Linked DNA regions of Homo sapiens: regions 2, 3, 4, 5, 6 and 7 are each linked to region 1. Evidence: chromatin loops called from intact Hi-C (ENCODE). Cell type or tissue: endothelial cell of umbilical vein. All regions are shown on one strand.

Region 1 (4,000 bases):
TGGGTTGCAGCATCCAGGTCTGATCCAATAACTCCACAGCACACAATGCGGCCCAGGCCATGCACGGAGGAAGACAGCAGAGCGGCCATGAGGCTCCCAAAGGGAGCCAGGGCCCAGGCCCAGCACACCCTGCCCACAATCCCCTGCATCCACTGCCTCTCCTGCACCCGGCACTGGGCAGCGTGGGCTGTGTCAGCGGTGTCCCTCCTCCCTTCTCAATCTGTTGTGAGCTCCATTAGGCCAGGGACCGGTCCTTAGAAGCTGTGGGACCCTTCAGCCTCCCTAGCAGAATGTCTTGCACACAGTGGTGGCTCCATAAAATATTTATTTTCTATTTTGTCCATTTATTTTATAAATCTCATGCAGGCCAGATAGATTGGAATTATCAATTACTCTAGAAAATAAAAGGATAAAAGCAAGATCTGGAAATACAGACCGAGCAGCACTGGAATGCACCAACTAAGGCAGAGAGGCCCCCTGAGGCTCCGCGACTGCTGGACCATTTAAGGCAACATCATATCTCAAGTGGGGAGGGAGAGAATCCGCCGGTCTCAGCGGGGGTGGGTTTTTTAAAGTGGATTTAGTCATGGTCTGGACTTGCCCAATTTTCTGTGCTATGCTGTGGGAAGGGACAAGGTCCTAAACTACCCTCACAGGACTTAAATAAAACAAAGAACACATACAGGTGGGTGGGAAGGCAGTCAGATGACTCAATTCTGTGCCCACCACCCATGGCCCCTGATGGGTCATGCCTTCTGCTTAGACAACAGCCTCCTAGACCCCACAGATGGGGGCAATGGCATAAACTCAGACCTGCAGCCGAGGCCTGACTCACCACAATGGCCCTGCCCTGCACTGCCAGTGACAGACCTGTCACTTTCTCACTGATCCTTCATTTTCCTATGAAATGGGGCTAATATTGCCTCTTTCTAAGGTTGCTATTAGGATTAATTTTTGAGATAATAGACACTGAGATAACAAACCTGCCAAGTGTTACATCGATGTGATTATCCTGAGATTGAGAGGAAATGTCAGTGAGGCACTAGGTGGTGGCATGGCCGTGAGTGGGAGAAAGAGGGTGGATGTTCCAGATGTCCCTGGATCTCTACCAAAGAGAAGATGCAGCGAAAGGACAGCCGTGTTCCTGGTGTCTCCTTTTCCCCTCAGGACAATGAATTACGGGTTTTCTGTGCCTTAGTTTTCTTCCTTTCAAATGCAGTTAATAATACTGTCTCTCAGGGGGTATTCACAGACGTGAACAATTAATGATCGCAAAGTGCTTTGAAAATAAATGAGCTTACTCATAATGGTGGTGTTTGATATTTATAATAATAAGCCTGTGCTGCTGGCTTCGCGAACTATATTCATTGGTACAGAGCTTAGTTTTATGACTGGCTTTTTCAATATTTTAACATAAAATCCTCTTATTTTAAAGTAATCAAATGACCTTCCTGCATTCCTCCAGAGTCTTATTCGGAAAAACTTAAGATTTGATCATAGATCTATTTTAAGAAGTGCCAAGTTAACTGACATCGATGCCATCGTATCTGGAGTCCCTAGGAAATCCAGGGGGGGACAATGAACCGTAGGAAGACTCGGACTCGGGTCTGCCTGTAGCACTCGGAGCCTGCAAGGCAACACAGTTATTGAGTTCTATTAAAATTACTTGGTGTGGCTATAAACCAAACCACACCCCTGTAGCCAATGCGAAGAGCTTCCCGTAAAAGCCGTGCGGTGGGAAGGCCTCTCGCTGTCTCCTCTGCGCGGCAGGCAGACATGGACGACACCGAGGCGTGAATTCAGCCTGCACCTCCTAAAGATGAGCTGTTGAGGGCGATGGCCACAGCAAGTCCGCACCAAGTGCTCTTTAAACATGAGTGTTTCTTTAAACAAAGAACCTTCCCGGCATTGAGGTCTGATTAATGATGCCCCGGCACCTCCTCCCTCACTCAGGGATCACTTCCCTGCGGCGCGTTCCCAGACGCAGGCTTCCCTCACGGAGGCGGGAAGATTTCAGGCGCTGTCTGTTCTTGTCTTTTGTCAGCACGGACAAGGATGGAGACCCCACTGGTCAGGCGAGCCCCGCGGTCCCTGTTCCTCACTTCACCACCTGGGGAAGCCTGATCCCCATCGATTCGCAAAGGAACAAGGAAAGAACACGTTTTACCTGGATGGATGGTCCCCCTCACGGTGGCCTTGGAACCCGCTTCAGCGGGAGAGGCAGCGCCTCACTCACGGCTCCCCCTGGCCGCTGCTTTACCAGGGAGCGCCACCCCGTGCCCCGCCAGAGGAAGTGCAGGCGCCAGCACAGCACGGGCCGAAAGCCACACTGTGGGACCCGCAGCGCAGCTCCAAGAAATCCAAAGTCCATTCACAAGAGGAGCTTCTCCGCCAAATCGTTGAAAAATAAAACGAGAAATGAGTCGCCACCGGTATCCGCTTTAGTCAGCCGTACGAAAACGCAACCCGGTCAGCTGCACTTCTGCTGCCAGCCCTCCTCCAGTCAAGCACCGGCCTCGAGAAGGGCAAAGGGCAGGTAGGAGTTCCGACGCATGCGGCCACGGGGCGGAGTCACAGTTCAGAGGCCTCAGCTGAACCTGAAGTTATCCTAAGCTCGAGCCCCAGAGTGAGGACTCGGGGTCAGGCATCCGATTCCCCATCAGCTCCTTTACTAAAGCTGTGCAGAGAATCCGAGGCTATGAGTGGGGGTGGGGGAAAGATGTACAGGATGCTTTGGTTTCACTCCTGAGATACGAGAACGTCCTCTGAACACACATGCAGATAGCTGGACTTCTAGACAGAGGAAATCCAAATCGTTTCTTTCCTCCCAGCATAAGGGAACGGTCCGGTAAGAGCTGGTGTTTATCGATGCTACGTGCCAGAATGGGGCTGAGCACGGCGCCTCACTGTATCCTAACGTCTAATGAGGCAGGGAATGTCACTGTCACACTCTGCAGACGAGGAAGCCATGCTGTCAGCAGGTACACATCTTGCCACAAAACCAGTAACCTGTGGCACTGAGATCGCACACCGGTCGTCCACTGCCAAGTCCGTGGCCTCCTTCTCTGGGGTTTGCCTGCCTCTTGATGGCGGCCATGCCTCTGTCCTCTCGCAGGGGCTGGCTCTTCCAGTGGTCACTACTTTTTGGTTGCAAGCAGCAGAGATTCCCTGGAGGGCTTGTTGAAAGCACTCACATCAACGGAGCCTCAGAAAGGGAGCTGAGGCCATGCACGGCCCTGCAGTTTCTCCTCAGGCTTTGGTTTGCATCCCTGGCCTGACTTTCCCTCAACAAGTCCTGCTATCTCCACAAGGCGGCCAGCCCAGCCCTGTCCTCACCTTCCAGCCCCAGCTGAGCAGCCCCTCCCCACATCATCTTCAGCTGCTGCCCAGGCTCCGCAGAGCAGGTGTCCACCGCCCATCCAGCCATTGTGTTTAGAGGGCAGAGCGACCTGCCGGGACCTTGACAACACCTGGCCCCACCCACACGTCCTGCAATATTCACTGAGGAATGCACAGCAGCACATATGTGCCTCATGTGTCCTGCTGTGATGCAGCGAGTGGCACACAGCATTATTGTGTCAATCATGTGTCTTGATGTGATGCACTGGTTCAGACAGTATCATGGATGCAGTGTTTCTTTAAAACTGTCAAATTTGAGGAAACAATCTAACAAAAGCCAATTGATGAACATTCTGTAAAGGTGACATAAATACTTCAAAAATGTCTCTGACACAGAAAGAAAAAAAACAAAAAGGGAGCTATTCCAGATTTTAAAAATAAAAGATATAGTAACTAAAAGCAGTTGTGGTGCTTGGATAAAAACAAACAACAGGTATAAATGAAGGTATAAACGATATTATTATACACACTGGGAAAAATTTTATATGGACCATGTATTAGATAATGGTGCTGTGTTATTGTTAAATTTCCTCCATTTGATAACTGAAGGGGAATGATTTTGTTCTCAATAGATGAATGCTCAAGTATTTGGGGGCAAAAC
Region 2 (4,000 bases), 900 kb after region 1:
GCAGCCCAGCTAGAGATGAAAGGTCTGAATTGAGATTTGACCTGCTGTCCAAAGACAGAGCCTGCAGTTTGCTTCCAGTCAAGTGAGTGTCCGCTCTACCAACAACAGCAATGACACAGCTGAGCACTGTTTGGAGGAATACAACAGAACCCAGAATCTGAACACGTGACCTTCAGTGTCCAGGACAGTGGCAAAACCTTTACAATCTTCAACCGAGGAAACAGAAAAATAGGACCCAATCCCAGAAGAAAAGTGTCAGTGGAGACCGACCTCCATGTTGTAATTAGTACACTATTCCTTTAAAGCAAGTGTTAATAGTATGCTCTGAGACATAAAGAAACATAGATTCATAACAAATTGAAATATGGGATCAGTTTTTTCAAGGGACTTGTTGGAGAGCACAAGAAGCTGGGGAGAGCTTCAGGCTCCTGGGGAGGGAGAAGGACTGGGGGAAGGGACCCGGAGGGCAGCATGGTTCTGCAAAAACTTCAGCCAGGCTGGTGGAGGGTGGTTGAGCCTTGCCTTCAACACCACAGTCCTATTCTGCCAGGAAGGGTTCACTGCGGTGTTCCTGCTCGAATTAATTCCTGGTTGAAAGCAGATGGAGAGGGGAGAGGACTGAGGCTGCCCACAGCCTGTCACTCTTGGAGCCTCGAGGAGGGTGTGGGGGGCAAGGGAAGGCAGGAGCCCAGCTTCGGGGGCCACAGCCACCGTCCCGGCAGGAGACAGGAAGGTCAGTGGAGCAGTGATGGGAAACACCAGGCAATGCGGGGCTCAGGGCCAGTGCAGCTTCCTCTCTAAATGGAATGTGAACATGAGGGATGGGGCGCAAAGCTGATTGGAGAGAAAACCCTGGGGAATGTGTGAAAACACCTGGGTCCTGGCTGTAGAGGAGAGGTTCTAACGCAAGCTGAAGATGGCCTGTTCCTCTGAGAGTCTGAAGGTGGGAGTGGAGGGAAGGGTGCTGTCCTGACGTTGGAAAGTGTAAAAAGAGAGGGTGATGGAGGTGTCCGGTTCCTGCCTTCTTCTCAGGGCAAGAATCAAGTTCCGTGAGTACACAGGAGAAGGAACAAAGTGATTTCTTGTAGTTCTGAATACACACTCGCAGAGGACACAGCACGGCACTGTGGTCGGCCCCTCAGACACTCATTTAGGGAGTAAAGGGATGGGGGAGAAAAAGGGAAAAGGGAGGGTGGGATGGGGAGAGAAAAGAAAGAAGGAAGAGAAGAAAGCAGGAAGGGAGGGAAGGAAGCAGGAAAAAGAGACAGGCCTAGAATTCCAGAGTTTCAGGGAACGGAGAGGGCATCTAATCAAAACTTCATCCTCATTCATCTGAGACGCAGACCTGCACAAGAGACCGCCGAGTCCTGCCACACCGCTGCCGGCAGCAGACCCCAGCACACGTGTGGATGAGCAGAAAGGTGATGGTGGTGACCTCACAACACATTTCTGTTTCTGCTGGTCAGTGCCAGTTATGGAAAAGGCAGAAATCGAAAGGGAAGAATTGTGGACTTTGGACTCCGGCAGATGTAAGGCAGGCCCTAGACAAAGGCCAGCCTGTTTCCTTCTTAGTTGATGGCTTATTTATCCGGGACACACACACACACACACAGATATGCACACACAAGAAAACATGCAAGCGATGCACGTGCACACACATGCACACACATGCATGCACACACATACACACACATATGGATACATACACAGACGCACACACATGCATGCACACATACACAGATGCATACATACATACACACGTATGGATGCACACATACATGCACACACACACAATGTGCACACACATTTTCACTCGTGGAGACAGTGAGTGTCATAACATTCTTTTTGGATGTTAAATACATTTTTGAAAACGTGCACAAAGGGGGTTTTCACAGGGCTTATTACCCTTTTTAAAGTTCATAAGCTGCTGAGATCTGATAATGAAGCCACACACCCCGGAGGCAGACAAACAGGAAGGGAAATAACCGGAAGGGCAACTTTTCACTTCAGGGGACGACGACCAGGCACCGAAAGGCAGGTTTCAAGTGCCCCCTCGTGGCCAAGCCTGGACACTGTGCCAGGACAGAAAAGCAGGCAGCGCTGTTTACAGAATGGGGCAAACGTGGTTTAATTTGTTGTGTTATTAAAATTCATTAGATTGAACCGTCTGGTCTTTAAATGATGAATATTATTTTCTTTAACAAATGCTAAGATTTTAATAAGACCCCATAAGAATAAATAAGGAGAAATAACACAACACTTCACAATATGTAGGTGAATAATTTGCCCAACATGGCAGAATTTTGATTCCAACTTACTCATCTAACCTCATATTTTGCACTGGTAAGTTATTCTGTTTAAATTGAGTTCAAAAGCCTAGTGAGTAAAAGTGACCACATGGTAGTCACAAAGATGAAAACCTATCATATTATGAAATCAAGACAAAATGTTATTAGCTGGTTAAGGGGGATGCAGAGAAAAGAACTAAAATAAAATAGTCTTAGAAGTGAAGACAAGGGTTTCTCCTCAAAAATTTTAGGATCTCAGGACAAATCATGAACATCATAAACCAAAATACTTTGTATTCAAAAGCAATTGTACTTGACAAGAATAATGTCATAAGAAAATAAAAGGAAAAAGGCAAATTTTAGGAAATTGAGGGAAAATGAGAGAAAATGGGGAAAATATTATATATATATATATATATCCAAACACAGAAAACAGAAATATGGATACTTAAGTTTAGACAGGCCAAAGAAAATAGGAGAAAGCCGTTTTAAAAATATTATTGTAGGCCGTGCGCGGTGGCTCACACCTGTAATTCCAGCACTTTGGGAGGCCGAGGCAGGCGAATCGCCTGAGGTCAGGAGCTCAAGACCAGCCTGGACAACATGGTGAAACCCCATCTCTACTAAAAATACAAAAATTAGCTGGGCATGGTGGCAGGTGCCTGTAATCCCAGCTACTCAGGAGGCTGAGGCAGGAGAATGGCTTGAGCTGGGGAGGCGGAGGTTGCAGTGAGCTGAGATTACACCACTGCACTCCAGCCTGGGCAACTGAGCGTGACTCTGTCTCAAAAAAATAAAAATAAAAATAATTATCATAAGAAAGCCAGTTAGAGGCTCAATGCAGCCATATCGCCCACGCCCAGGTCCACGGGTCGCAGATGGAAGAATGAAAAACACACAGTCTACACTCAAGAAGACAGTGCCTGTCCACACACGGCCCAGGAAGCAGAGGTGTCAGAGCTATGAGTCAGGTCCTGCACTTGGAAGGGCTTTGTCTCACATGCCCTTCACACAGGGAGGATGGGGTACGGGATAAAGGGACCGGCTCAGCATCGGAGAAGCCCTGGCCCCACCACTGGCTCAGCATCAGAGGAGCCCTGGCTTTGATGTGTGATGGCTTTTGCTCTGTGACTTTGTCAAAATGACCCCATCTCTGAGAAGGTCTCCAACACACACAAGGCAACCGCAGATGAGCAGGTTCTCGGAAATGAGACTAAAACATAAGATCAATGACCAAGTAAGCCAGTGTGACTTGCTGGGAGAAGTGAGTTCGAGTCCTTAAAGGGAAATGGAGCAAGTGTAATTGCTTAGAATTCTTTTAGGGGAGAAGGAGCAGTGCCAATAACTAAATGCACAAAAGGAAAGTGGATAGAACCTTCCGGACACAGAGGAGGAGAGTTCGCAGCAGAATGTGGGATTTGAATTGTAAACAGCTGTCACTCCCAGGCATTAATGCACTAAAAATCATGAAAAAGGGTATAGCTATAAAACATAAAAAGATAAAAAGTAATTTAGAAACATAAGACAACTATTATAGACATGCATAAAATTAGAACAATTAGAAGACAGGATAAACATGGACTAAAGCCTAAAACATCAGAATCAGAGTTGCCTTTAAGAGTGTGAAAACATAAACGTGAAGAGCTTACCTGTATTTCCTTGATAGTAAACTCACGAATGCACGAAAGGAATAAAGTCACAGGCAACTGGCT
Region 3 (4,000 bases), 140 kb before region 1:
GGGGGCAGCGTCTGCAGGCCGAGGAAGGAGTCGCCAGGAGGGCTGCAGGGCCGAGTCTCCCCGGATTCTTTGGAGGGGCCGCGCCTGGCCCGCCCGGCCTTGGCTCTCAGACATCCGGGCTCTAGGACCGTGGGAGGCCGCATCCCTGCTGGTCCAGCCGCTGGGTTTCTGGGGCTTCGTTTCAGCAGCTCGGCATGTAAGAGCCGCAGCTCCTCTTCACTGCCCACCCTCAGGCTATGTGGAAACCCCACTCTCTTAGGACTAGGCAGACCCTTTGCTTTCTAAACTAGCGAGAACGCCATTCCCTGGGTCTGGCAGCTCCCCTGCACTGTGCCGACACCCAACGCTCACTCAAGGTCCGGGCCAGCTCGTCCTCACTGTGCCGTGGAGACCCCTGGACCTGCCAGGTCCCACAGCCGCTTACCGGCCAAGTCGGTGGAGACCAGAGACCATCGCTGCTGTTTGTGCCTCACACGGTTTTGAATCTCCAGGGACCAAGTGACTTCCGGGAAGGTGCGGTGAGATCTGGACTCACTGCTGATTCCCTGAGATGTGGGCCGAGGTTCAGCTGCTCCTTGAACCTGTGAGGTACAGGCCAGGGGTGAATGTGAGTTGGCCAGAAACAGTTCCCCGAGGATACCAAAAAGCTAGTAATAAAATGAAAATAAGTGCAGCTGGCAGCTCCTAGGTGCCACCCTGCCCTGACCCAGTTCCCTTGGCCTCAGCAGCACCCTGGAGGATGGGAAAAGGCTGGCAGCGTGATGGGGAGGCCCCGGAATCCCCTTCTGCATCAGGCCTGCTCCTGCCAAGCACGCACCCGCACCCCACAGCCTGGGGGCAGGCAGGCCTGGGCTGCATTAACCCTGTTACCCAGGGGACCCCCGGGCACTCTCCTGGGTGGAGCCCACGGGGCACTTGACTTGGTTTTTGCAAAAAGACCTGCCAGTCTCTGCGTTGGCTCCTCCCTTTCACTCTCTCCTCTGGGTACATCTCCAGGCCAGGGGGTCCCAACTCCAGAGAGCACGGGGCAGTAAGAGGGCAAGTGTGGGGACGGCGTGAGTCCACTGTGCAGGTCGGAGGTGGCCCCAGCCTGAGGAATACTGCGCACCCTCCCTAGCAAGGACCACAGTGTGGTATGTTTGCTCGGCTCCAGAAAACATAAATCAAATCCAAGAGGAGGAAGACCTGAGTGGTATTTACCGCTCAAACCCGATCTTTTTTGAACTCAGCTGCCTCCCTCACTGAACGGGGATTGTGCGGTCAGCCTGGGTGCAAGCCAGGGTCAGCAGACATACATCCCTGCCCACAGTGCCCTGCAGTTGAGCGTGAAATTCCACCACAGCTTCCCGGGGCCTGGTTGGTCGGGAAGACTCACATCCCGGCCTCTCTTCCTGTCGTAAAATCACCCCTGCGTGGTGTTGGCATATTTGCTGTCCAGCTCAGCAGGGGCGGGCCCCTGGAGCTGCCACGGATCAGCCACCTGCCCCTCCAGGCCTCCTAGCTCAACAGGTTGTGGGTGCCACTGGGACTCATAGCTCCCGGGACACTGGGGCTACCCGTGCCTACTTGGACAAAGCTGTTAAAAGCCCAAGCCCCCACGGCTGCTCCGGCTCAACGTGGGCTCCCTCGTGTCAGCCCTGCTGATGCTGACCTGGCTTTATTTCCATCAACAGACCCAACACCCAATCACAACACAGTGAAAGAAGAGCTGGCGAGGAAAACCGTGTTTGCTTGCACCAATGTCCTGGACTTCTTCGCTGAAACCTAAGTGGACGCTGAGGAGAACGCCCCCCACGTCCTCAGGGACCGAGCCACTTCCAGGCCTCGCCAAGAAGAAGGGCTGCTTTCCACAGGTTTCTTTTGTGGAAATGCCCTGTCCAGCCTTGAGACTCACGCAGGGAGTGTGCGAGTGTGTGCCCGGGGAGTGTTCATACCCCTCCGGCTTCAGAAAACAAAGAAAAATCACCTTTACCTACTGCTTTTGGTGTTCAGGCATATCTGAAATTCATTGTTATGATTATGATGGGTTGGAGAGGTCATCGTTTCAGGATATGACAGAGTTTAGTAACACAGACCATGAGGTTCTCTCAGCTTTGTGGGACTCAAGGGTGCCACACTGCCATGTGTTTGAAGGCTACCGCGAGGTCCCCGGAGCTCAGGAAGAACCGCGTCCCTCTGGGGAGGAAATGCAATTTGCTCTTGCTTAGGGGCCTGTGTTCGTACCCACATATCACAGGGACACGGTGGGGCTGTGAGGCAAGGGCACATTTCACGCAAGAGATGCACCACGACCGTGAACCAGCAGCGGACGCAGGACGTGCGCCAAGACAAACACGGCCCAGGCTGCCGGGCAGTCTGCCCAGGGCAAAGCCTGATTACCAGATGGGGCCAGGAGGAAACGGGCGGACCCGGCTGCTGTCCCGTGGGCCTGGTCATCGTCCACAGTGCAGCCAGGGCTCGCCCGTACACTCCGTGCATATTGTCTGGAATTCACTTCTGGCTGCTACTAAAGCGGGGTCGCCGTTTATCCGCACGGAGGAAGGCCATGAGAAGCCACACATCAGTGTGGATTTACATCCCACGTTCCCTAAAGGAGACAGCGCGGAGCGCTTGAGGCCAGGACAGGCACCCGCACACAGCCCGTCTGCCGGCCTCGCTTCCTCCAAGGGGGTGCCGGCCTGACCCCGTTCTCTTCCAGGCTGCTGAGACCAGCATCCGAGCCAGCCCAGGCCATAAACAAAGCCACAGCCAAAGGTGCTTCAGCAGCAGATGCCCATCCCCCAGCTTGGGACTGCAAGCCTGGGGTCAAGGTGCCAGCAGAGGAGGGTCCACTGAGGCCTCTTCCTGGCTCACAGAGGCACCTTCTCACTGAGCTTGGCAAGGCCGAGGAGGAAGCCAGCACTCCCTTTTCTCTTCTTGCAGGGACACCTGTGCCATCCTGAGGCCTCCACCCACAGGACTCCATCCAACCTCAGCACCTCCCAAAGACCCCACCCTAACACCGTCACAGGGGGCTTAGGACTTCAGTGCATGGATCCTGGGGGATCCATTTCAGTCCACAGCAGCCATAAGCCAAAGACTTCCTTCCGAATTCTTACCTGGTTAAGCGAGAGGCTCCTCTGGGCGTTGTTGCTGCCCTAATGGGGCTGGTGGGCCACAGACGGCAACAGGCCAGGTAGCAGGATCCCCAGGTCCAGCAGTCCTCGCCGCATCTGCTGCTCCAGCAGCTCCTCCACTCTTCCTAGGGCCTGAGCCTACGCTGTGAGGGACCTCGCATGCAAAACAGAGGAGGTTGTAGGGGGTTGTGGGGGGCGGGGACGAGGGATCTTTGTGATCAGAGTAGAAGACGGGCAGGTGAGGAGTTAAATAGGCCGCCAACCAGAGGCAGGTGTGAGCAGTTAAACAGGCCCAACCAGAGGCAGGTGTGAGCAGTTAAACAGGCCCAACCAGAGGCAGGTGTGAGCGTCACCTGCTGCTGAACACCTGCTGTGAGCCTTGGGAGCCCCAGACAGGGTCCCTGACTCTGTAGCTGGTGTTCCCCTCCCTCCCCCGCGAGTCCTACAAACCAGGCTTAATTCCAGTGAGTGTTTGTGCTCAAACCTCCCCATTTGCCTCAGAAGAAGGAGGGAGTCGCGAGCCCAGAGGACAAGGAGAGCTCAGGGGTCCGCATCAGAATTAATGAAGGCTTGGGGGCCTCCATTCACTCCCTCAACAAACACTGAGTACTTTAGGAAAAGGCCTCATGCTTGATGTGTGGATCTGAGAGTGTTTTATATTTTTCTCAGGTTTCTAAGTATCGTTTCAAAACCTCACACAAAATTTTTTAGGCTAAAGTTTCAGGAGTTGCCAAATTACAGCACAAGCAAATTCCAAACATACCGGTGGAAAATAACCCACAGAGGTAGATGTTCTCTTTAGAGCTGAGATCAGAAATTGCTCTGCTGTAAAACTTCAACCACAAATAATAACGTCGCTGTTAAAAATAAGCATCATTATCTAT
Region 4 (4,000 bases), 730 kb before region 1:
TAGGTTTTTCTCTAACCCTGTACTTTGATCCTATGGGTGTTGTTACATGTGAGATGGGTCTCTTGAAGATAGCAGATAGATGGGTCTTGTTTTTTAATCCAACTTTCCACTCTGTGTCTTTTGAGTGGGTGTTTAGACCATTTACATTCAACACGAATATTAATATATGAGGTTTTAATCATGTTGTGAAGTTCTTAGCTGGTTGCTTTGTAGTTTCTATTGTGTGGGTGCTCTGTAGGATCTGTAGGCTGTGTACTTCAGTGTGCTTTTGTGGTAGCCAGTATCATTCTATTGCTTCCATGTTTAGACCTCCTTTAAGGATCTCTTGTAAGTCTGGTTTAGCGGTAATGAATTCTCTTAGCACTTGCTGGTTGGGAAAATATTTTATTTCTTTTAGCTGAGTTTGGTGGGATATGAAATTCTTGGTTGGACTTTCTTTTCTTTAAGAATCCTGAAAATAGGCCCCCAATCTCTCCTGGCTTGTGAGGTTTCTGCCGAAAAGTCCACTGTTAGCTTGATAGTGTTCCCATTGTATGTGATTTGACTTTTTTCTGTAGCTATCTTTAAGATTTTTTCTTTAGAGTTGACCTTGGACAGTCTCATGACTCTCTATGCCTTGGTGATATTTGTTTTGTATAGTCTCTCACAGGTGTTCTCTGGATTTCTTGTATCTGCATGTCTACTTCTCCAGCAAGAATACGGAAATTTTCTTGAATGATTCCCTCAAATATGTTTTCCAGATTATTTACTTTTTATCCTCTCTCAGGAATGCCAATAGTTTATAAGTTTGGTCTATTTGCATAATCTCTTAGTTCTTGAAGATGTTGTTCATCTTTAAAAATTCTCTTTTCTTTATTTTCGTATGACTGGGTTAGTTCAAAAGACTGGTCTTCAAGCTCTGCAATTCTTTCTTCTGCTTGGTCCAGTCTATTGATAAAACTTTCAATTGTATTTTTAAAATTTCTTAAGTGAGTTTTCAATTCCAGAAGGTCTAATTGATTTCCCCCTTTGGAAGATGTTTGTCTCTTTCTTCATTTCGTGGATTGCTTTGAAAGTTTCTTTGTGTTGATTTTCAACCTTGTCTTAGATTTCATTCAGCTTCCTTGCAATCCATGCTTTGAATTCTTTATGTGTCATTTTTGAGTTTCCATTTTGGTTATAGATCATTGCTGGAAAGCTAGTTCAATTCTTTGGTGGAATCACTATATTCAAATTTTTCATGGTGTCATAATTCTTGTGCTGGTTCCTTCTCATCTGGAGATGTTGACACTTCTAATTTTTGTGAATATTTTCATCCAGGATTCTTATCTTTTTCTTTCTTTTACTATAGTAGTATTATTAGTTTTCTTTCCTTTTCCCTTTACCCCCTCCCTAGGGGTGCAACTGTAGAGAATGCTGGGTAGGGTCTTTTGGCTTTATTTCTATAGCCCTGTGCACTTCTTTCAGCTTTTATATTGGGCTGTGCAGTTCGACCTACAATCCAGTAGATGGCACTTATAGGTAAGAGCCAGCAGCAGCCAACGTGGCTGGGTCTATACTTGATCCTTCTTTAGTGGCCGAAGCTTACCGTTGCCTCAGGCAATGGGGTGATTCTGGATTGCACAGTGGTCTGAGCTCCCTGCTCAGCCCTAGGGGGTGGAATGGGGGCCACAGTGGGCAGGCCTGGACTGGGCAGGTCTGCCTACAGGTCCACCAATGGCAAGCACAAGCATCCTTTTACTTTCAATCTCCCTGTATCATTGTATTTGAAGTGAGTTTCTTATAAACAGTGTATATTTGGGTCATGCTTTAATTCACTCTGCCAATCTCTTCCTTTTAACTGGTTTATTTAGAGCACTTACATTTAATGAAATTGTTGATACATTAGGTCTGAAGTTGCCATCTTTTTTTAAATTTTCTGCTATTTCCCTCTGTTTTGTTTTTCTGTTATCCCTACCTTCCTATATATTTCTTGAATATTTTTGTTTTACAATTCCACTTTGATTTATGTATTGCACTGTTTAGTTTATCTCTTGGTATCGCTTTTCTACTTATTACACAAAACACGGTCTATCTGTGTTAGCATTTTACCAGCTCCCGTGAAAAGTAGGAAAAAAGGTGACCTCCTTTATGTCACCTCACCCTCCTCATTTATAATTTAATAATCATAAATATTTGATATTAATAATATGTTTAATGTAATTGTCTGAAATATTTCCTCCATGTGTATTTACAACCACATCAGTTAGGGTTATAATTTTTGCTTCAACTATCAAACATAATTTAGAATATTCAAGAGGAGAAGGAAAATGTATTTTTTAATCTATATTTTTACTATTTTCCTTGTTCTTTCTTTTTTCCTAATGATTGAGAACATGTCTCAGAGCGTCTGAGGAATGTGAGATATGAATTTTTTTTTTGAGAGAGACAGGGCCTTACTCTGTCACCCACACTGTAGTGGAGTACAGTGGCATGATCATAACTTATTACAGCCTTGAACTCATGGGCTCAAGTGGTCCTCCTGCCCCAGCCTCCTGCGTAACCAGGACTACAGACATGCACCGTCATGTCAAGTAATTTTTAAATCAATCTTTCCTTCTTTTCTTTTTTTCTTTCTTTCGTGGAGACAGGATCTTGATCTTACTGTGTTGCCCAGGGCGGTCTTGAACTCCCATTCTCAAGTGACCCTCTCACCTCAGCCTCCGAAAGTGCTAGGATTATAGGCATGAAACACCATGCCTGGCCTGATATGGAAAATGTATCAGACGCAGAGAGACATAAACATGAGACTCTAATCATGTCCTCTGCAGCCATACCTGGGGGCAAGTTTTTAAAGGCATTTTGATTTTTTTTCCCTTTCTTCTAGTTTCCAGGCTAGCTGATAAATTACCTAAAATGTTACCACAAGTTGCACAATGTAACTCTCATCCATAATCTTCATGTTCATGGAATTTGTGATACAAAGAAAAATGTATAGCCAACCAATCACTTTTGTTATTTTAATAAAGCAAAGTAAATTATTGGTAAACAACTTAAGGACTGCACTTCTTTTTTGCTTTTACAAACCACTTGTAGTTACTGTTAATTGGAGCATGGATCAAGGCAACTTGCATGAGTCTCCTGGGCTTCAGTCCTCAGCTTCAGCCCAGATAAACTCTCTACTTATATTAATTTTGCCTCAGTTTTTTTCCTTTAGGTTAACATGATCCAAGATTCTTTCTTTTATTAGTTCTTATCTGTTTAGAAAACTTCCCTTAGCCATTATTTTAGAGGAGGTCGGCTGGCAACAAATTCTCTTACACTGTTCTTTCATCTGAAAATATCTTCAAGTCCCCTTCATTCACCTTTATATTTTCTCTGAATAAATAATCCTGGGTTGACAATTCTTTTGTTTGAGCACTTGAAAAATGTTGTTACTTCCTTCTGGCTCCCTGGTTTCTGATGAGAAATTCCGTATCATTCAAATTGTTTTCCCTTATAGGTAGATGTTATTTCTCTCATTGCTTTCAATATTTTTTCTTTGTCTTTAGTTTTCAAAAGTTTAGTTATAGCATGCTTTGGCATGGATTTCTTTGGGTTTATCCTATTTGGAGTTCACTCAACATTTTGAATCTGTAGATTTATGTCTTTTGCCAGATTTAGAAAATATTCATCCACTATTTGTTTGACTACTTTTTAAGTCATGCCCTCTTTCTCCTCTCTCTGGGACTCCAATAACATAAATGTTAGACCTTTGATTGTGATCCTGTAGGTCTCCAAGGCTCTGTTTATTTCTTTCTGCAGTTCAGATTAGGTAATTTCTTTTTTTATTTTATTTTATTTCCCTGTTTTAATTCCCTGTTCACCAATTCTTTCCTCTGTCCCCTCCATTCTGCTGTTGAGTCCATCTACTGAGTTTTAAAAACCTTTGTTGTTATTGCATGTCTCAGTTCTAAAATTTCCATTCAGTTATTCTTAATATCCTCTAATTATTTGCTGGAACTTTCTATTTTTCTAATATATTTCAAGTGTTTTTGTATTG
Region 5 (4,000 bases), 830 kb after region 1:
TTCTTAGAAAGATAAAAAAGAGATAAGTACTAGTTTTTCATACATATGTATGCTATGAGAACCAGTCAATAAAATAAAACAACAAATAATATACATTGTAGCTTCTTAAGAATCTTCAGCTTTTAAAGTCCCAAGTCTTTCCAGGGCTCCCAGAGCCCCAGTGACTCCTCACCAACAGAGATGGGATCCCGGAAGAGCCGGGATCATGATTGGAGGGAGAAAGATACGGAGACCCCAGTCTGTGCCAGAAGAATTTCCTGAATTAACGTTTTTATCAGGATGAAGTGTGGATTATCAAGTTTGTTAGAATAAATGGTAGGTTTCGGTGATTCTTTTAAGATGAAAATTGATTAGGATTGGGTAAAGCCTGTGGTGTGATCTTGTAAGGTTTGTGGACAGAAGACAAGAGTTTCGAAGTGAGCCTTCACAAGAACATTGCTACTTGGTAAATGAACTTTTTGCTCAGATTAGCAACATGTTGTCCTGATAGAGAGAAGTTTGCACAGATAAACAAACTGTCTTGATAAACTGAGTTATAGGAATGCCTTGAAACAAATATTAGAGTTTCATGCAAAATGTCACTTCATGTTTGAGTAAAATTACACAGAAAACCAACGTATATGTCACAAGACACTGATACCAAGAGTCTGGCTATCGCACAGAGACAGTGAGACCAAGCCTAGGAGTGATTCTGATTGTCAGAATGAGCCCCATTGTGAGAATATCAAACCAGAAATTAGACTCATGACAAGAAGCCACTAGGGATGAGCTAGTGGCTCATAATAGTAGGGGGAGGAACATTATAGACACCATTGCTGAGAGGCAGCAGGTGCCTGTTAACAGAAAAGAACCATACGTAGGCAACATGCCAAGAAAATGCCCAGGAAAACAGGGAAGGAAAGCCCCCAGATTCGAGGATGACACTCTAGAGCCAGTCATCTGGCACACTTGCAGTGGGTATTGGCGGAAACTTCACTTCTCACAATTTTCTCTTTCTTTTGAAATAAGTTGTCTTCATCTGCGTAATTTGGGTTCTCCAGAACATCATCTGCTCTGGTACATTCCTGACTATCTTTGCTGTAAATGTTTCTGACGGGACAGGGGACCAGGTGTTGTACCTGGGTGACATAACTCTCAGGTTAATTGTGGACTAGTGGCCAAAAGCAAAGTATGGTCTTCCTTCCATGTGAATCTAGGGCATGTTTTTTCTTTTCATCTTTTCTTATAAGACAACATTTCCAGGTCTTAGGTCTAGTGGAAGCTGCTTCGGAGCCATGGAGAAAAGGCAGCCTGCGCTGATTGACCATGAGCCTAAGTACACTGCATGAACCTTTGGAAGTACCTCTTCTATGTCTGCCTGAAGTAAGATAAAGTTGAAATTTTGGGGTAAATACTTTGCATAATGGCGAACCTGTGATAGTTTCACATGGTGAGAGTTTATAGGGCTCTCAGGGAGTGTGGACTCATGAGACTAGTGTGACATCTTTACCAGGGAAGCTACGCCAGATGCTTTGGATGGCTTTAGCTCTGTGGTGCCACTGGATGCCTCAAGGTTCTGAGCAGGCAGAAGGCTTCTTTCAGAGCTCTTCAGTGACAACTCCAGCAAAACTAGAACAATGAATTCATTCTTTACATTGGGAGCCAGCATAATTATGCTTATTTATATGTTTGCTTTCTCTACCATACAGTCCATAAATCTCCAACCAGTAAAACTCCAAGTAAATTCTGAGAAAAATTAAACAATGACCAGGACACAGTCAAAACTCATTATACAGTGTAGTCATATGAAATTCAAAAAGGGGCCCAGGTTCTGTGTGTAGAGGCTCGGGCTCCTGTGCTTTTTCCATTTTTCAGTTTTATCGGTGTCATGCTGTTGACCTGTAGACGTGCTCCAGGGTTGTGTTCAGCAAGTGTGGCAGTGTCCTCACTGGTATTGATTGAGTGCAGTGGCTGAGCCTTCTTTGCTGTCTGGGTAAATTATGTAAAATCATGTGCAAGCTTCTATTGGAGGTCCTCTGGCACCACCAAGTGGCTGGCCTGACAGCTCCCAGCCTGCCCGGCTGAGTTCCCCACCAGATTCACACTTCTCTTCTCTGATTCTGGAGCAACATTTCTGAGTTGTGTCATCATTTGTAATCAGTTAGATTCATTTGTCACAGTCATCCTTCTAGTTTGAGATTTCCTCAAATCCTAGTTGAGTTTTTATTTACTTTGCATACGATAAATTTGACTTTTTAGCTTTTCCATGTCTTTCCACAACACAGAAATGCAGTCAAAAATCTTCCACCCACTACCACACAGAACAGTTCCATCACTCATCAACCCATCCCCAAACCCTTAGAAGCCCTGCCCCCTTTTCCGTTCCTACATTTTTGCCTCCTCCAGGATGTTATATAAGTGGAACATGTAATATGCAGCCTTTGGGTGCTGCCTTTTTCACTTACCAAAATGCAGTTAAGATTCATCTACATCCTGTGAGTCGGTTACTCACTCCTTTCACTGTTGAGTAGCCTTACGTCGTGTGAACACACCACAGTCTGTTTCTCCACTCGTGTTGAAGGACAACTTGGTTGTTTCCAGTTTGAGGTGTTATGAATAAAACTGTTATAGACATCTGCAAATTGTTTTTTGTGTGAACACAGTTTTCCATTCACTTAGATAAACATCTAGGACAGGACTTTGTGGGCCATGAGATGATTGTATGTTTATCTTTATAAGAAATGGGCAATCTGTGATCCAGGGGGTGTGGACGTCCAAGTAGAATACTACTTTTGTATTCCCACCAGCAATGGGAATTCTTGTGGTTTCACATGCCTATCGACATTTGGTGTTGTCAATTTTATTTTAAGCTTTAACTTTAGTAGTACTTGAGGGTAATAGGGAGAGAGAGAAAAAATTCTGGATATAAGTACTTTATCAAATATGAAATTTGCAAGTAATAGCTCCAAGTCTGTGGCTTGCTTTTTTACCATATTTACAGGTCGTTTGCAAAGCAAACACTTTAAATTTTGTTAAAGTCAAATTTTAAAAATTCTTCTTTCATTGAGCATGCTTTTGGTACTGTATCTTAAAACTCACCACCAAAACCAAAGCCATGCAGCTTTTCTGTTATGTTTTTTTTCTAGAAGTTGTATGGTTTTGCATTTTACATTCAAATCTATAATCCACTATGAATTAATGTTTGTATATGGAAAAGGTATATATTGGTCCTATTTGGGACATTTGCATATCAAATGTTCCAACACAATTAACTGAAAGGATTCTCTTTCTTTCCTAACATGACTTGTACCTATGCCAAAAGTCACTTGTCAATATATGTCTGAGTCAATTTCTCTATTCTTACTTTTGTTCCATTGATTGCCTATCCCAGTGCCAATGCCACATTTTATTGTTTACTGTCACGTTATAGTGTCTTAAAATCAAGTTATGTGAGTACTTTACTTTTGTTGTTTTGTTCATTTTCCAGAATTTTGTTTTGTTTTTCTTGCAGAATTTTTGTGATTATTATAGTTTCTTTGCCTTTCTACATGAATTTTGATTCAGCTTGTTGTTATTTACAAAGTAGACTTGCTGGAATTTTATTGAGATTGCATTGCTCAAATCAGGGAAAATGGGAGAATGGACATCTTTGAAATATTAAGCCTCAAATCCATGAAACTGCATATTTCTTCATTTACTTAGATATTTCTTCCTTCTTTCATCAGTGTTTTGTAGTTTTCAGCATACAGACGCTGCACCTATTTTGTTATATTTATACCTAATGCTTCATTTATTTTAGTACGATTTAGTGCCTTTTAAATAGTATTGTGTATATTTGAGGTTTACAACATGATGCTATGAAATATAGATGGTAAAATGGTTACAGTGGTGAAACAGATTAACATATCTATTATCTCACATATTTTTTGTGACAAAGGCAGCTAAAATCTACTTATTTAACAAAAATCCTTAACATGGTATAATTTTATGAAGTTTGGCCCTCACGTTGTGCATCCAGTCT
Region 6 (4,000 bases), 210 kb before region 1:
TCTTAGCCTCCCTGGCAGCTGTAACATCCCAGCTTTGCAAGGGTCATGAGGACAGGACAGCAAATGAGTCAGAAGCCATTCTGAATCCCTTCCCATCAGAATAGACATTCCCCCAAACTCAGATGAGCCATGACAGAGATAAAAGGGCAGCTCACAAGCTTCAGAAACTTCCACATCTCTAGGTCTAGGTCCAGGTTCAGGTAAGGCCAAAGCACTCTCCCATGCCTCTGTCAAGGGATGGGCAGATATTAGGCTGACAGACAAAAGTCATGATCAGTAGACAGGGCAAACAAAGCCATTGTTAAGGGTGGGCACAGGACTTCACACAGGGCAACTGTGACCCTGGAGACAAGGAAGCCATGAGTCTAATTGTCAATGGACTGTCCCATCCCTAATGGGGTCATTCATCTGGAGAGTCCCATTCATAGCAAAGCTGGGGTCGGCCAGGCCAGTCCTGGCAGATGGCTGAGTCCAGGCAGGTGTCTGCAAGACTGCGCTGGAGCAGACCTTCCAGCAGGGGCGCTGTGCCCTGGGAAGGCTGAGGCTCCAATCCCATCAGGACCAGAGAGACAGGGTGCAGGCCCTGTAGCATTGCAGCCACAGTACAGGGCACATGGCTGGCTACTGCAGGGAGGCTTCCTTTTCCTGTGCCTGTGATGCTGCACTGCCAGGCCTGGCCTCCTGCTCTGGAGTCTGCTGTGATGAGATAAATGTGGAATGAGGTGTGATATGGTTTGGCTGTGTCCCCACCTAAATCTCATCTTGAATTCCCATGTTATGGGAGGTTCCCAGTGGGAGGTAATTGAGTCATGTGGGCAGGTCTTTCCCATGCTATTCTTGTGATAATGAATAAGTCTCACAAGATCTGATGGTTTTATAAGGGGGAGTTTCCCTGCTTAAGCTCTCTTTTTTTGTCTGCCACCATGTGAAACATGCCTTTCACCTACCACCATGATTGTGAGGCCTCCCCAGCCATGTGAAACTGTAAGTCCATTAAACCTCTTTCTTTTGTAAATTGCCCAGTCTTGGGTATGTCTTTATCAGCAGTGTGAAAATGGACTAATACAGTAAATTAGTAGTACAGAGAGTGGGGTGATGCTGAAAAGATACCTGAAAATGTGGAAGCAACTTTCTAACTGGGTAACAGGCAGGGGTGGAACAGTTTGGTGGGCTCAGGAGAAGACAGAAAAATGTGAGAAAGTTTGGAACTTCCTAGAGAATTGTTGAATGGCTTTGCCCAAAATGCTGACAATGATATGGACAGTAAAGTCCACACTGAGGTGGTCTCAGAGGGAAATGAGGAACTTGTTGGGAACTGGAGCACAGGTGACTTAGCAAAGTGATTGGTGGCATTTTGCCCCTGCCCTAGAGATTTGTGGAACTCTGAACTTGAGAGAGATGATTTAGGGTATCTGACAGAAGAAATTTCTAAGCAGCAAAGCATTCAAGAGGTGACTTGAGTGCTGTTAGAGACATTCAGTTTTATAAGGAAAACAGAGCATAAAGTTCAGAAAATTTGTAGCCTGACAATGTGATACAAAAGAAAAACCCATTTTCTGAAGGGAAATAATTCAAGCTGGCTGCAGAAATTTGCATAAGTAACAAGGAGCCAAATGTTAATCCCCAAAACAATGGGGAAAATGTCTCTAGGGCATGTCAGAAGTCTTCACAGCAGCCCCTCCCATCACAGGCCTGGAGGCCTAGGAGGAAAAAGTGGTTTTGGGGCCCAGAGTCCCTGTGCTGTGTGCAGTCTAGGGACTTGGTGCCCTGCATCCCAGCTGCTCCAGCCATGGCTGAAAGGGGCCAACATAGAGCTCAGCCCATGGTTTCAGAGGGTGCAAGCCCCAAGCCTTGGCAGCTTCCACATGATGTTGAGCCTGCAAGTGCACAGAAGAATTGAGGTTTGGGAACCTCTGCCTAGATTTCAGAGGTTGTATAGAAATGCCTGGATGTCGAGGCAGAAATTTGCTGCAGGGATGGGCTCTCATGGAGAACCTCTGCTAGGACAGTGCAGAAGGGAAATGTGGGATTGGAACCCCCACACAGAGTCCCTACTGGGGCACTTCCTAGTGGAGCTGTGAGAAAAGGACGACCGTCCTCCAGACTCCAGGATGGTAGATCCACTGACAGCCTGCACTCTGTGCCTGGAAAAGCTGCAGACACTCAACACCAGCCCATGAAAGCAGCCAGGAGGGAGGCTGTACCCTGCAAAGCCACACAGGGGCAGAGTTGCCCAAGGCCATGGGAACCCACCTCTTCCATCAGCGTGATCTGGATGTGAGACATGGAGTCAAAGGAGATCATTTTGGAGCTTTAAGATTTTATTGCCCCACTGGATTTTGGACTTGCATGGGGCCTGTAGTCCCTTTGTTTTGGCGAATTTCTCCAATTTGAAATGACTGTATTTACCCAATGCCTGTACCCCTGTTGTATCTAGGAACTAACTAACTTACTTATGACTTTACAGGCTCATAGGCGAAAAGACTTTCCTTGTCTCAGATAAGATGTTGGACTGTGGACTTTTGAGTTAATACTGAAATGAGTTAAGACTTTGGGGGACTGTTGGGAAGGCATGATTGGTTTTGAAATATGAGGACATGAGATTTGGGAGGGGCCAAGGGCAGAATGACATGATTTGGCTGTGTCCCCACCCAGATCTCATCTTGAATTCCCAGGTATTTGAATTGTGGGGGCAGGCCTTTCCTGTGCTGTTCTGGTAATAGTGAATAAGTATCCCAAGACCTGATGGTTTCATAAGGGGGAGTTTCCCTCCACAAGCTCTCTCTTTGCCTGCTGCCATCCATGTAAGACGTGACCTGCTCTTCCTTGCCTTCCACCATGATTGTGAGGCTTCCCCAGCCACATAGAACTGTGAGTCCATTAAACCTGTTTCTTTTGTAAATTGTCCAGCCTTGGGTATGACTTTATTATCAGTATGAAAATGGACTAATACAAGGTGAGAAGGAGGGGATGGCTGGGGTCCCTGCCTAAGCCACTCCAGGCCCACTGCTGGGGATGGCAACATTGGGCTGCTGCAGTGCAGGTGGTCTTGGTGGGGGGTGAGAGTTGCATGGGGCAAGGGCCCCACCCATCCTCCTTCCCATCTTGCCAACCCTGGCCTCATTGGTTTTGTCACCTCTGGGAACCACCTAGGAGAGACAGCAAGGTTGCCTCCAGGGGGACAGCAGCAGGAACCCCCCCCCCCCCCCGCAACAGCGCAAGCAGAGGGACATGGGGCATTCGACATGGCCAGAGCTGTTGACTGTGGCCAGGCAGGTACACCCAGCAGGAATCCGGTGTGAGCCATGCCTCTGGCTGGAAGTGAGTTTGCTGTTCACAGATGGCCCTGGCTCCTCTGTTAGCATCTAAAGCTGGCAGCAGTATGTGCTTTTCTGAGACTCACTGCTTGAACTGCGTGCAGGGAGGAGGCTGGGCACTGGCGACCCAACTGGCCTGGTGCTCTGTGATGAGGATGAGAGATTCGGAGCCATCACCCAAAGGCAGAGCTTCCAAGGCTGTTCAGTGTTGACTTGGAGCCCGAGAAGCAGGAATGCCTTATCAGTAAAAAGAGTCAAAATCTGTAAAATATTTGAAGAGATTTATTCTGAGTCAAATATGAGTGACCACAGCCTGAGACACAGCCTGAGGAGGTCCTGAGAACATGTGTCCATTTTAGGGAGTTGTAAGGCATCGGTCAATACACATCAGGTGCACATTGCTTCAGTCTGGAAAGGCAGGACAATGGGAAGTCAAGGGGCAGTGGGGGGCTTCCAATCATAGGTGGATTCAAAGATTTTCTGATTGGCAATTGGTTGAAAGAGTTGTTATTATCTAAAAACTTAGAATCCATAGGAAGGCAGTGTCTGGACTAAGATAAGAGGTTGTGGAGACCAAGGTTTTCTCATGCAGACGAAGCCTCCAAGTAGCAGGCTGCAGAGAGAAGAGATTGTAAATGCTTCCTATTAGGCTTAAGGTCTGTGCTGATGTTCTTGCTGGTCAG
Region 7 (4,000 bases), 740 kb before region 1:
ATTACGTAGAGCACTTGTTCAAAATGAACTCCTAGGTTCAATAGACCTATTGTCCCAGTCTCTGAGCTAGAAATCCCAGGTGATTCTTATGCATACACAATTTGAGAACTTCTTTAACTCCTCATCAGACAGGTTCAATCAGAGAAGCCCTAGGAGACATAAAAAGATTTATTACAGAGTTCGGCCTCACATAAGAAGAGCTGATTAGATGATCTATATAAGCCTGTTTCTGTTTGGTGCTAGGAGCCTAAAACCCATAGCACAGGCTGTCAAAGGGGCGATGGTGCAAAAGGAGGAGGGTCAACAGACTGGATTGTGACCTGGGACCATGGGGGACACCTGTGGCAGTCCCACTACCTTAGAACTTTCACTTAGTGATCAGGTACTGGCCTCCTTTTTCATGGCTAGACATGCACCTGGCCCAAGAGCTTGGGAGAAGTTGCAGAAGGGCCTGACAGGAGCTTAAGGAGCTGGGACCCCATATGCAGCCCATGCCGCCAGGTGAGTCAGCAGGTAAAGAACACGCGTGAGCGGTGACAGCCCATCATGCTCTGCTCAGCAGCACAAGAGCAGATGGCTGCTGCCTCACTGCACCTTCTGCATCTTAGGCTCCTTTCTCTGAGTGCAAACCCACCAGAGCTGTTCAGTACCCATCGGTGGTCTTCATTACTGCACGAAGTCCAAGTCTTTCTCCGCTTTGTGAAATTAATTCAAACTTAAAGCTGTTGGAACTTCAAATTATTCTGAGCCTTGAAAGACATGTGGCTATGCAGAGCCTGAGTTATGCGGCATGCAGGCGCAACTTCTGCCTTTTCCCCTGTAAACAAGACAAAAAGGCACCAGACATAAGACCCCTCAAATCACTACTCCTCCGCACAGAGTAATAAAGTAATCTTGGAATGAGCAGCAATCTATAACCAATCAAATTGCTGTGGCGAATGCACTGGTCTTGTATGGAAAATGTGATCCTGCTAAAATTTCTAAGTGAAACCTTAACTTCTCCACTTTGAAACATTAACCTTACTGGTTTAGAGTCAGTGTTTCCAGGTGGCCATTCTCAAGCTCTGCACTCGAATTAACCCTCTACTTAATCATATTTTCTAAATCTCATTATTTAAGGTTGATAGTTTTCAGATCCCTCCACGCCATCCTCGCCTCCCCCACCCAACTCCCTACCTCTTCAACATACTTCTTTAACTAGCTGGGCTGCTTTGTTAAGTGGGTGTGATATTCTCATTCTTCAGTGATTCAGCTAACATTGTCTGACTTTGTGTACTGTCCCCTTGAACTTTATAAATCATACTCTTAAAGTCCAGATCAAGTTTTATTTTCTCTATTGAGATTTTCCCAACTTTTCTAGATTTTATGAATTTCTTCTGAGCGTCTATTAACTTGATACTTGTAGTTTATATTAAATATGAATGCAATTGTTTGCTGTTATTTCTTAAATATTGCCCCTCCCATTTACTTTTCTTATATATCCATTATACGAAGTCTGAACACATAGGAGGCACCTAAAACCTATAAAGAGACATGGAACTTGTTTAAAGGACCCAGGAGTGATCCGTTTGTTAGTGTTGATTGAAAATCCATCCTGCTGCCTACTTCTGGTTGTGAGAGAAACATTAAATCTGTGAGCAGTGCAAACTTCTTTCCATCCCTCCTCTGGAGTTCCTAGCAGCAGGCCTGGGTCTAAACGTGGGAAGGAGCTTCAAATCTTTTATTTCAAGTTGTCACTTCTATGGAGGGGTAGTAGCTCTGTCCATGGGCAATTTGGAATGTTGGAGGAGCCTGAAGGCAAGTGGAGTTAGGAATACAAGTGTCTCACCCTTGAGTTCCGCTCAGCAGAATGAAGAGTATGGGTGCACTGCTTCACCCACAGGATTGCGCTGATTTATCTGTTGACATACTGTGCTAGTTTTCTCCCTAGACCGGGAGGACCGATAGTGTATGTGGGTGCATTTCAAGGCAGCCACTTTGTATGGCCACTATGTCCAATGAAAGGAGAGGCCTGTGGCCCCACTCTTGTCATGAGCACCCTCCCAGCCAGGCTCGGTGTCTTGTGCCTCCTCCGCCAGACAGAGCTTCATGTGCATCTGCTCCACTCTTGAATGAGTTTAGCTGCCAATTTGCTCTCCCTTGTCTGAATGGCTCCTGGAGCTTGTGAATCATCTTTGAAAAATATTTCTATAATGGGAAAATATTTTAAAAACAGCATGGGGCGTGAGCAGATGTCCACAGGGCTGATTGTTAGAAAGTATAGGTGATCGAAAGTGTGATCCTCCCACTTTGTCCTCAAGCTGACCAATGGCCTGACCTCTTCTGCAGTGAGAAGCTGCTGGAGAGTTGGCTGAGGGTCAGGAAATCAAGGGACCTTCATTCTTCAATGAAAGCCAGGCTCCACATCACCCTCCAAGAGGCCGCCAGATGGCAGTGTTGACTCATCCAGCCTCTGTGAGAACCACAGTTTTCTAATGCTCAGAAAACTGCTACCACAGTTTTCCAGTGCACAGACTTTACTGAGTGACTAGGAAGGGGCCTTGAGCCTAATCATTAATCCTGTTTTATAACCTGGAAGGAGGTACACCTTGTTGCTGTCCTAAATCTCAGCTATTCCTCAGATCAAAGCGGAAAGGACAGAAGGAGATAAACCCAGCAAAATTGGTAGTAACCTATGCTGGAGGTGTGCAAAATTGGTAGTAACCTATGCTGGAGGTGTCCTAGGTGTATGCAGGGGTTGGGAGGTGGGTGGGTGGGGGAGAGGGAAAGGGGGAGAGAGAGAGAGAGAGAGAGAGACAGGGAGAGAGAGAGAAAGAAGAAGAAGGAGGAGGAGGAGGAGAGAAGGGAGCAGGGGACTGGTTGTGGTTTGGAGAGACAAAAATCAGAACACAGAATTTTTTTGGAGCTATATACTTTCATAAACAAGGAAACTAATGGACAGAGAATACATTAAAGTGCTCTGTGCAGGCTGCTGACTAGTGGCAGAACAGATTAAGACTCAGTGTTTAGTTTTTCTACTTCTCTCTCTCTCTCTGGGTTTCAGTGTTTAGTTTTTCTGCTTCTCTCTCTCTCTCTCTTTCTGGGTTTTCTTTGTTTTGTGCTATCAAGTTCTTCTTATTTCTTTTACTTCAATAAATTTCTTTCAAATGAATCTAAATGTTATGATCTAAGGACACAAGTTGATAAATGCAATTAAGATTCTTGGTTGAAGATTTTGTGTAGGTGGTATTAGTAGAAAGTATCCACAAAGTCATGGAGCAAAATCTCAGATTTACAAAGTTCTAGGTCTGCCTTGGCCTTCCAAAGTGTTGGAATTACAGGCATGAGCCCCTGTGTCTAGCCTTATATTGACATTTTTCACTTGCATTTTAGAATTGATTGTTGAGAACCCCTTGAGTGACCTAGGTCAAGAGACTGCTGATCTGTCTGTGATGGGTTTGATATTTTTTTCTCCTCACCAAAAATGCTAAGAACATTCATTTACAAAACTGGAGACATTGGTAAGCTCTTACCTTTCTCATCCTGTGGGACTGCACCAGCCTGTCTTACTGCTTCCTGGGAGGTTCTATGCACAAATTCTCTGGGACCTTCTCAGGTTAGGCAAGACCTCCAGAAGACCTACCAGCTATCTTGCTCCTGAAGTTCAAGGCTCTGAAAGCCTTAAATGTCATGAAGCATGAAGCATTTCCAGGAAATTTGTGGTTTTCTCTTGAAACTTCCCAAAGAGAACTTTTTCTGAAAACTGTTTACAGCAATTTGATGGAGACCAGCATTTCCGAGGGCCCAGAGGAAGGATCAGAGAACAAGGACAGTGACAGGGGGATTTGGTCATGAGAGTCAGAGGCCCGTGTGATTTGCAATACTCCTTTCTGGAAGCTCTAACGAATATGAATAATCAAAGATGCCATTACTGCATAACAAGAGCATTGGACACTAAAATATAACTTTTCCGAGAAATTGAAATTTGCTTATTTATGTTGTTTATTTAGGGGTATGGTCA

What was found. Peaks named below come from ENCODE experiments on the same cell type or tissue, not always from the same donor. Only the 100,000 strongest peaks of a DNase experiment are listed, where the experiment ranks them.
Region 2: it touches region 1 in a loop (12-fold over the local background); 7 of 110 quality-filtered maps call a loop at or near these places.
Region 3: a loop joins it to region 1, with 6 times the contacts of the local background. A loop is called at or near these places in 7 of 110 quality-filtered maps.
Region 4: it touches region 1 in a loop (9-fold over the local background); 59 of 110 quality-filtered maps call a loop at or near these places.
Region 5: it touches region 1 in a loop (8-fold over the local background); 3 of 110 quality-filtered maps call a loop at or near these places.
Region 6: a loop joins it to region 1, with 10 times the contacts of the local background. A loop is called at or near these places in 2 of 110 quality-filtered maps.
Region 7: a loop joins it to region 1, with 9 times the contacts of the local background. A loop is called at or near these places in 78 of 110 quality-filtered maps.

Annotation. Positions count from the first base shown.
Region 1 is chr6:169,788,584-169,792,583 of GRCh38, reverse strand. LINC00242 (long intergenic non-protein coding RNA 242) reads left to right here. Exons shown (of 2, transcript NR_026781.1): 2 at 1,466-3,794. LINC00574 (long intergenic non-protein coding RNA 574) reads right to left here and starts at 2,511. Exons shown (of 3, transcript NR_026780.1): 1 at 2,168-2,511. In endothelial cell of umbilical vein, a CTCF peak has its summit at 2,280 (motif pointing left); DNase peaks (open chromatin) are centred at 2,033 and 2,253; H3K4me3 peaks cover 799 bases.
Region 2 is chr6:168,893,259-168,897,258 of GRCh38, reverse strand. No RefSeq gene overlaps it. Among named protein-coding and RNA genes, the nearest start is that of LINC01615, 270 kb to the left of the region's middle. In endothelial cell of umbilical vein, a CTCF peak has its summit at 2,057 (motif pointing left); a DNase peak (open chromatin) is centred at 2,048.
Region 3 is chr6:169,932,909-169,936,908 of GRCh38, reverse strand. LOC107986674 (a long non-coding RNA gene) reads right to left here and starts at 3,266. Exons shown (of 5, transcript XR_001744483.2): 1 at 3,099-3,266; 2 at 425-581. In endothelial cell of umbilical vein, no CTCF peak of the experiment used is centred here; DNase peaks (open chromatin) are centred at 1,338, 1,718 and 2,348; H3K27ac peaks cover 2,446 bases.
Region 4 is chr6:170,514,703-170,518,702 of GRCh38, reverse strand. No RefSeq gene overlaps it. Among named protein-coding and RNA genes, the nearest start is that of PSMB1, 37 kb to the left of the region's middle. In endothelial cell of umbilical vein, a CTCF peak has its summit at 1,506 (motif pointing right); a DNase peak (open chromatin) is centred at 1,602.
Region 5 is chr6:168,955,102-168,959,101 of GRCh38, reverse strand. It overlaps LOC105378146 (a long non-coding RNA gene), which reads left to right. Exons shown (of 4, transcript NR_136250.1): 2 at 1,243-1,362. Among named protein-coding and RNA genes, the nearest start is that of LINC01615, 210 kb to the left of the region's middle. In endothelial cell of umbilical vein, a CTCF peak has its summit at 2,042 (motif pointing left); no DNase peak of the experiment used is centred here.
Region 6 is chr6:169,999,720-170,003,719 of GRCh38, reverse strand. No RefSeq gene overlaps it. Among named protein-coding and RNA genes, the nearest start is that of LINC00242, 200 kb to the right of the region's middle. In endothelial cell of umbilical vein, no CTCF peak of the experiment used is centred here; no DNase peak of the experiment used is centred here.
Region 7 is chr6:170,528,438-170,532,437 of GRCh38, reverse strand. No RefSeq gene overlaps it. Among named protein-coding and RNA genes, the nearest start is that of PSMB1, 23 kb to the left of the region's middle. In endothelial cell of umbilical vein, a CTCF peak has its summit at 2,418 (motif pointing right); a DNase peak (open chromatin) is centred at 2,427.